Linked DNA regions of Homo sapiens: region 1 is linked to region 2. The links are chromatin contacts, found by Hi-C or POLR2A ChIA-PET in ENCODE. All regions are on one chromosome and are shown on one strand. Each heading gives the region's core, a stretch centred on a gene start or an enhancer-like site at or near the end of the contact. The rest is flanking DNA. Distances are from core to core; before and after follow the strand shown. Region 1 has its middle 78 kb from the start of TMC1. Region 2 has its middle 32 kb from the start of ZFAND5.

What was found. A loop is a pair of places that touch in the nucleus more often than their neighbours do. ChIA-PET counts read pairs that join two places held with the same protein, here RNA polymerase II (POLR2A). Pooled maps may share reads with other maps.
Region 1: a map of PC-9 shows a loop between it and region 2 (2.1-fold over the local background). The contact joins two enhancer-like sites. A Hi-C loop is called at or near these places in 9 of 168 maps with a recorded cell type or tissue (CD8-positive, alpha-beta T cell, IMR-90, MCF 10A and 6 more), 2 of 37 single-sample maps with no recorded cell type and 16 of 50 pooled maps. POLR2A ChIA-PET finds 5 or more read pairs at or near these places in 7 of 52 experiments (GM12878, IMR-90, MCF 10A and 3 more).

What each region holds. Positions count from the first base shown.
Region 1 is chr9:72,442,160-72,445,924 of GRCh38, forward strand. No RefSeq gene overlaps it. Among named protein-coding and RNA genes, the nearest start is that of TMC1, 78 kb to the right of the region's middle. RefSeq lists an enhancer at 2,034-2,293. Within about 2 kb of position 1,897, at least 9 of the 41 ENCODE cell types and tissues checked have a DNase peak (open chromatin) inside an H3K27ac peak, as active enhancers do; they include PC-9, where a contact is called at or near this core.
Region 2 is chr9:72,395,146-72,398,498 of GRCh38, forward strand. No RefSeq gene overlaps it. Among named protein-coding and RNA genes, the nearest start is that of ZFAND5, 32 kb to the left of the region's middle. Within about 2 kb of position 1,551, at least 4 of the 41 ENCODE cell types and tissues checked have a DNase peak (open chromatin) inside an H3K27ac peak, as active enhancers do; they include PC-9, where a contact is called at or near this core.

The sequences.
Region 1 (3,765 bases), core at 647-3,146, 47 kb after region 2:
TCTTCATGATTTGTGCACTTAGTTTCTGATCTCAACTTCCTTTCTAGTGACATTTCATTTCTTGTCCTAGATCCTAAAGTATTCATGGTCAGTTTCTAAAGTAATAGTCTTCCTGACTTGACTTGTCCCCAGGTTACCTCTTCCAGATGCTTCCCTGAGAGGATGCTCTCTCCTGTTTTGTCTCAGTTCTTGCAGAAGTACCTATACAGCCAAAAGGACCTAGAAAAGGCCTGAAAAGGGTTGATAACAAGCAGTAAAACCAGGGCGGAACGCTTGCAGACATACCAACATTCCTTTCAAGACCTGACTCATCCTCTTCCTGGTTGGGTCATCTTGTATAAGTTACAGAGACTTTCTGAGGCTTGATTTCTTTATCTGCAAATGGAAGATACTAATAGTATTTATCCCTTAATAAAAGTTCACTATCTCTTTGGCTAGAGTCACAGAAAGAGAAAAAAGTTCAAAATCACCACTGTAGCAGAAGTGTAAAGTTATTTACGCTGTTTTCAAATACGCAACAACAACAAAGTATGGCTCCTTTTTTATATACTAGGTCTGTTGTCAGCAAAGATCATCCTCACTCAACCACCCCCAACCCAAAGGGTGACAAGTGCAGTTTTAGTCTCACCAGAATTTTATTCAATTTTATAAAGAAAATCATGACTTTAGGTAAATTCTTTATCTCTTTTAGATAAAGTGCTCAGTCTCTCAGGTTTCTGCTCACTCTGTTTCTCTTCAAGATGACATCTGAATGTGAGGCTTAAGCGACTTCAGCAGGACAGAGGACATTGGGAGTTCTTGGCATCCTTTTGACATTGTTGGTCTCTGCTGTGTCATGGCTGGTCCGCGCTGCTCCCTGGACTCATGACCACTGGGAGGGACTGGTGCAATTTTGGGGTGTTCTGCTGGCATATGAACTGAAGCCTGTAACTGGTGTAATGCATGGACCATTCTTATCCTTGCTGACATGACCTTACCTTGTTAGTGCTGCAGAGGTCCAGTGTGACTTTCCTAGCTCTTTTTTTTTGAGGCAGAGTCTCACTTCGTCGCACAGGCTGGAGTGCAGTGGTGCCATTTACTTTGACCTCCACTTTCTGGGTTCAAGCAATTCTCGTGTGTCAGCCTCCTAAGTAGCTGGGATTACAGGCATGTGCCACCATGCCTGGCTAATTTTTTTTTTTTTAATTTTTAATAGAGATGGGGTTTCACTATGTTGGCCAGGCTGGCCTCGAACTCCTGACCTCAAGTGGTCCACCCCAGTTGGCCTCTCAAAGTGCTGAGATTACAGGCATGAGTCACTGTGCTAACCTCTCCTAGCTCTTCAAACAGGAAGTCTGCCCTGCAGTGTAGACCGCAGTATGATTAGCAGTTGGTTCTGAGTCACTTGAGCCCTGATTTGTGGTATTTGCAGACTTTTGTGGTGCAAACATTTCTGCCTTGGCATTTCAAGGTACCAGTGTGGTGTCACCAAATGTGAAGTTGGAAAAAGATCTGCCTTACAGATACAATAGATACATATAAGCTCAAGAACATAGATAATATGTAAAATGTAGTCTAATAACTATGGAGTGACAATTTTGAATATTTCTTGTCTTTATTTTTAATAGAATTAATTTAAATGTAAGTTGAAATATCTTTGTTTTTAAGTATTGCTGTGTTTAACAACTGGCTTGCAAAGTTTCTTATAATTTAATAGGCAGGTCTCTGACCCGGTGAACCATCTCTGGCTCACCACTAACAGGTCATCTCATCTTTTTTGTCAAGACATCTTCTATCAAGCTCCTAATCAGGCCCTCAATCAAGTTCCATGTTCTCTTTGGCGGCGTATTGGAAGCGTGAAGTTTAGGCCCACACTTTGCTATCCACAAGCTGACAGAGAGGCAACAAGAGACACAGTATGCTCTCAGCTACTAAAAAGGAAGTGGGACAGAAGCTCCTCTGCCCATGCCATTAATCTTGACTCATATAACTCACTTCCCCCTGGTGGAGTCTGTCAAATAGTCAGAATGTCAAATTCCCCTAGACTCTTGAAGAAAACTCACTCAATGGCCAATTCACAAAAGCCCATTTCACCAAATGAGAAATTCATGAAATTTAGTTTCTTTTTGTTTTAGTTGACCAGTTTTCCTAATAGCATTTTAAAGAAGAATGTCAAATTTGGTCTCCTGCAGCAGTCAACTGTGTGGCCTTTTCTTTCTCCAGAGTTTCAGCCACTTTCTTCTCCACTTTGCAGGTTCCACAGCCTAACCTGTTTCTTAGAACTACTTAGTAGTCATAGGAGAGAATGCAATTGCTCTAGGTCCTCCATTGGATGCTCTTCATTCTTCATTTGGTTTTGTTTTGTTAAAGAAGACAAATCAAAATAGAGAATGGCTGTCAAAAATAACAAGCCCAGGGGAGTTCTGGAGATTAACATCAGCACCAAACATTGCTCACAGCACTGGTCTCTGTTTATAGAGCAATCTCTAGTCTGTTTACTCATCTAGGTGTTTTAAAATGTTGGGCTCAAGTATCTGGGCTTGCAGGTATTGAGAAACTACTGAAGGCACAAATAGAGGAATGACAAGTTTGGATCTGCTTTAGACACTGAACTATGGTAGTAATACGTGAAAAGGACCAAAAAAGGGAATTTGTAAGCAGAGAATCCAGTTAAGAATTCATTAGAACCCAGGTGAGAGATAACAGTCTGCACTCCAGTAATGGAAGTGATGGAATGATAAGAGCTTTTTCCTGGCTACCCTAACTTAGAGGACTCCCTGTTTACTCTCTAGCACTGTGCCCTATTTGTGGAAATTTATAAATTTATATTTAGATGCCTACTTATCATCTGCTCTCTCACTAGACTGTAAGCTCCCTGAAGCCAGGGTTTGGATGTTTCATTTCCCAAAGTATTCTCATCACCCAGCACAGTGTCTGGCACATAGCACACGCTCCACAGACACCTGGGAAATAAAGTGGAATTAAGAAGAAAGAAAAGATATTCATCAGTGGGAGCAAGTTAGTTATGTTTTATAGTAAGGGAAAGATGCTCATGGAGAAGGAGGAGTGAAAAGGCAGAGGAGAGACAATAAAAGACGGCACAGACTCCAGGATAAGCAGGAGTAAACAGGATAAGGACAAAAGCAGCAGAATTAGCTTTGCCTAGAAGGGCTCCTCTTCTTCTGTCATGGGAGGAACGGAAGAATGGATGTGTATGGAGGTTGATTGGATTTTAGGTTATAAAATTGATGGTTTATGTTTCCTGGAGGTGTGGTAGGCACAGTTATCAACTGAGAGAAAGAGAGAAAAGGAAGAGAAAGAGAAAGAGGAAGAGGAAAGAAAGGGAGGAGGAGGAGGAAAAGAGGAAGAGGAATTAAAAGTTAAGAGGGTGGTGAGAATTTAACAAAAATTACTTTAAGGAAGGGAATAAGTTGGTGACCAAAATACCTAAAAAGATTTCTCCAAAAGGGACCAGCTGAGGAATAATGTGACCAAATTAGCCTATCTCCAAATCTCATAGGTGAGTGACAGGGAAGTGGAACAAGAAGATGGGAGGGTTGACTGTGATGGAGATTTGCAGGAGGCCATCTCTCCTCCAGTTAATGTGTCTCACTGCAACAAAGGGGAAGATTTCAGGACTCCTGGGATGGGTTTAGATGAATCATTCATCTCTCCAGCTGTTAAGAGTTTTGTATATGTTAGATAGGACACAGACATCAAAAACTGTCCCTCAGCGGTCTGCTTCTCTGGAGAAGGTCTCACCAAGGGGTTGGAGCTTGACTTATC
Region 2 (3,353 bases), core at 301-2,800:
TGCCATGAGCCGAGATCGCGCCACTGCACTCCAGCCTGGGCAACAAGAGCGAAACTCCGTCTCAAAAAAAAAAAAAAATTAATGTAAGGAAACAATGTCCTCATCACCCACCATTTCACAGCTGCTGCATTATACTTAGGTGGAAGTGTAGCTTTTATTTTATTTATTTATTTATTTATTTTATGAGACGGAGTCTTGCTCTGTCGACCAGGCTGGAGCGCAGTGGCGCGATCTCGGCTCCGCCTCCCAAGTTCAAGCCATTCTCCTGCCTCAGGCTCCCAAGTAGCTAGGACTGCAGGCGCCCGCCACCACGCCCCTCTATTTTTTTGTATTTTTAGTAGAGACGGGGTCTCACCATGTTTGCCAGGATGGTCTCGATCTCCTGACCTCGTGATCCAACTGCCTCGGCCTCCCAAAGTGCTGGGATTACAGGCGTGAGCCACCGCGCCAGGCCGGAAGTGTAACTTTTAATATCAAGCACTCACATTTTAACGTGGCTTTTTAACTAGGGCAAGACCCTACAGATCATTTTAATTATCAATATAAGTCCATTTGAGCTCACTGATAAACCACACGAGAGAAAAAGTTGCTTTTCAAATAAGGAAAGCCTTTTAATTGCTTGTCTGCATTTACTTTTTTAAGATTAGTTTTTGTTTTTAAAAAGAAGCAGATTTAGCCTGAAAAACATATGCAAATTTTCCTTCCAAAAGTGCTTTATTTAAAAAAAAAAAGCTTAAAAAAAGTAGTATGAAATAGGCAAATATTCTTCCAATATAAAAGAAAAGGAATTTGAAAGTTGAGATTCCACTTTGTTAAATTAACTACTAAAAATATGATGGATTAAACTTTGAGACTCTTGGAAAGTGTTACCATAATATTTATGATGAAATCATTAATTTTGTAAAGGGAAAACATTCTTGTTCCAACTCAGTAGTTCTTTTTCACTTTCTGGCTAACATAGAAAAATAAATATGACATTGTTCTGAGGAATCTGTTGTCCCAAAGCAATTAAGAAGCAAATCAATGAAATATTCTTGTAAATCAAAGCAGTTATCTTCTTATTTTTTATTGTGTACTTTGAACTCGCTTTTTAGGGAAGCATGTTGAGACATCTGAATTCCTTTGCCTTTAGATTTTGGAACTATTTTGGTCTTATTTCAATTGTTAACTATCTCTCTGCTTGTAATGTCTCAATACTTTTGAGTGTTCACAGTAAAAAGAATAAAGGCACCCACTGCACTCATTTATGACATGGACTGGACAGGAGCCACTCAAATGTCCACGCTGAGTTCTGGCAAGTCACATTGCCTCTGGTCTTGTGTTTTGGTTTGGTGGGCACACTTCTGTCCTTGTTCACACTTTCAATCCACATTTCCAAAGAACGGCCATTTTAATCCACCTGTGCTAAAAACATTGGTTAGGTCTTCTTTCTCTAAGAAGGTTGCATTTCAGGTATGAGATTTAGAAAATAACTATAGGCATAAAGGTCAGCCAATCTGTTTTCAAAACAGGGCTGACAAGTAAGCAGGTGCAGGCACTAAGTTCAACTTACAAGTGTAAACTCTACTTCAAAATCAGTTCTGAGTCATCTGCTCTGTCTGTTAGGCACTCTTGTTTACAGTACATCTTTAGCCTTCTCATGTAGCAATACTATTGGTAAGTGGTATGCATAAGAAAAAAAACAACTTGATCTTGACAAAATGTGTACCCTATGTGTGGTGAAGAGACGTTTTGGAAGGTCTTGAGCAATTTTTTAAAATGCCTGTGTGTGTGTACGTACCCTTTATGTAATATTTAATGACTCGTGTTCTAAGAGGGTGTGTTTTTCTTTCTTAAAGAGCTGGCAGCTGGCCTATCCTCTTAGAAATGGGAAATTTCTTAAGCTAATTTGCACAAGCAGGCTATGTGTTTTGACGACGAAGCTGTAACTCTTTGTCCAGACAGTATTGCCAATTATCTGTGAATATCCTTATTAAGTAAAGACTTCAGAAAAAAAAAAAAAAGCCAGATCTTTTTATTAGCTTGTTTTGCATATAAGCTTTCAGGATAGTTGTATATTAATGTCACTTCTAAAGAAGAAAGGAGTTATTTAAAGGGATGACCTGATTATCTTGATAAAGAAAATATTAGAGCTGCAACCCATTTTCTGAAAAATTGGCCTTGGATTTGAGTGCAGTCCGGAAGGTGAAAATTTTGAATTGAATTTTAAACTCTAGGACAATAAAGTTTGAGCCAAATCATTTACTCTTTCTGTTTCTTAGTTTTCCAATCTGTTAAATGAGAATCAAAGCATTTATGTATATTTCTTCTTATAGGGAAATAAAGCATTGGTAATTGATTAGAAGGTACAAATCAGTGCACATGCATTTGTTCTGTCTGAAATACTAAGCCAAGCATCATCTTCATCTGCTCCTTCCTTATGAGACCAATGTGCACCCTTGGGGTCATCACATATCTTATGGCAAGGAAAAGCCCTCTATCTGTAGTGAGACTTCAGAGGTAGAAATAAATTTTTGTGCCACATAGAGCTCAGATAACCAGGAAACAGCCAAAATAAAGATAGATTTTGTGAAAATTATGTTTCATGTTTTTGAAAATTTAAGAGCATTTTCTCAGAGAGAAAAAACATGCATGGATGGGGGCTAGAATCAGAAATAAAGAAGGTGAAGAGGTTGTAGCAATCACTCTTCTGACGGTCTTTAAAACAGAAAAATAAAAATAAAAATAAATAAAAATAAGCAAAAAATGTAATTCCCCAACAGATGAAGGAGGAATTGGTTTTGTTACTTTTTAGAGGTCCTTTTAGTTTATAACATGCTGATGTGGGTTATTACATCAGCCACCAATTAGCATATGAAGTGCCAACATATATGCCAAGCTATGCACTATGTGTTGGGAACTGAAAAGTGAGTAAGAGGCTGGGAGCGGTGGCTCACGCCTGTAATCCCAGCACTTTGGGAGGCCGAGGTGGGCAGATCACTTGAGGTCAGGGGTTCAAGACCAGCCTAGCCAGCATGGCAAAACTCTATCTCTACTAAAAATACAAAAATTAGCCAGGTGTGATGGCACACACCTATAATCCCAGCTATTCGGGAGGCTGAAGCAGGAGAATCGCTAGAACCCGTGAGGTGGAGGTTGCAGTGAGCTGAGATTGCACCACTGCACTCGAGCCTGGGTAGCAGAGTAAGACTCTGTCTCAAAAAAAAAAGAGTAAATAAGAAACAATTTTTGCTCTCAAGGTCTTCTTAACCTTTCATGGCAGAGAAATACATACAAATAATTACAATACTATGTGATAAGTGTTAGACTAGTGGCAAAAACCTGTGCTGAGATTACGAATTTTGCCTGGGCTG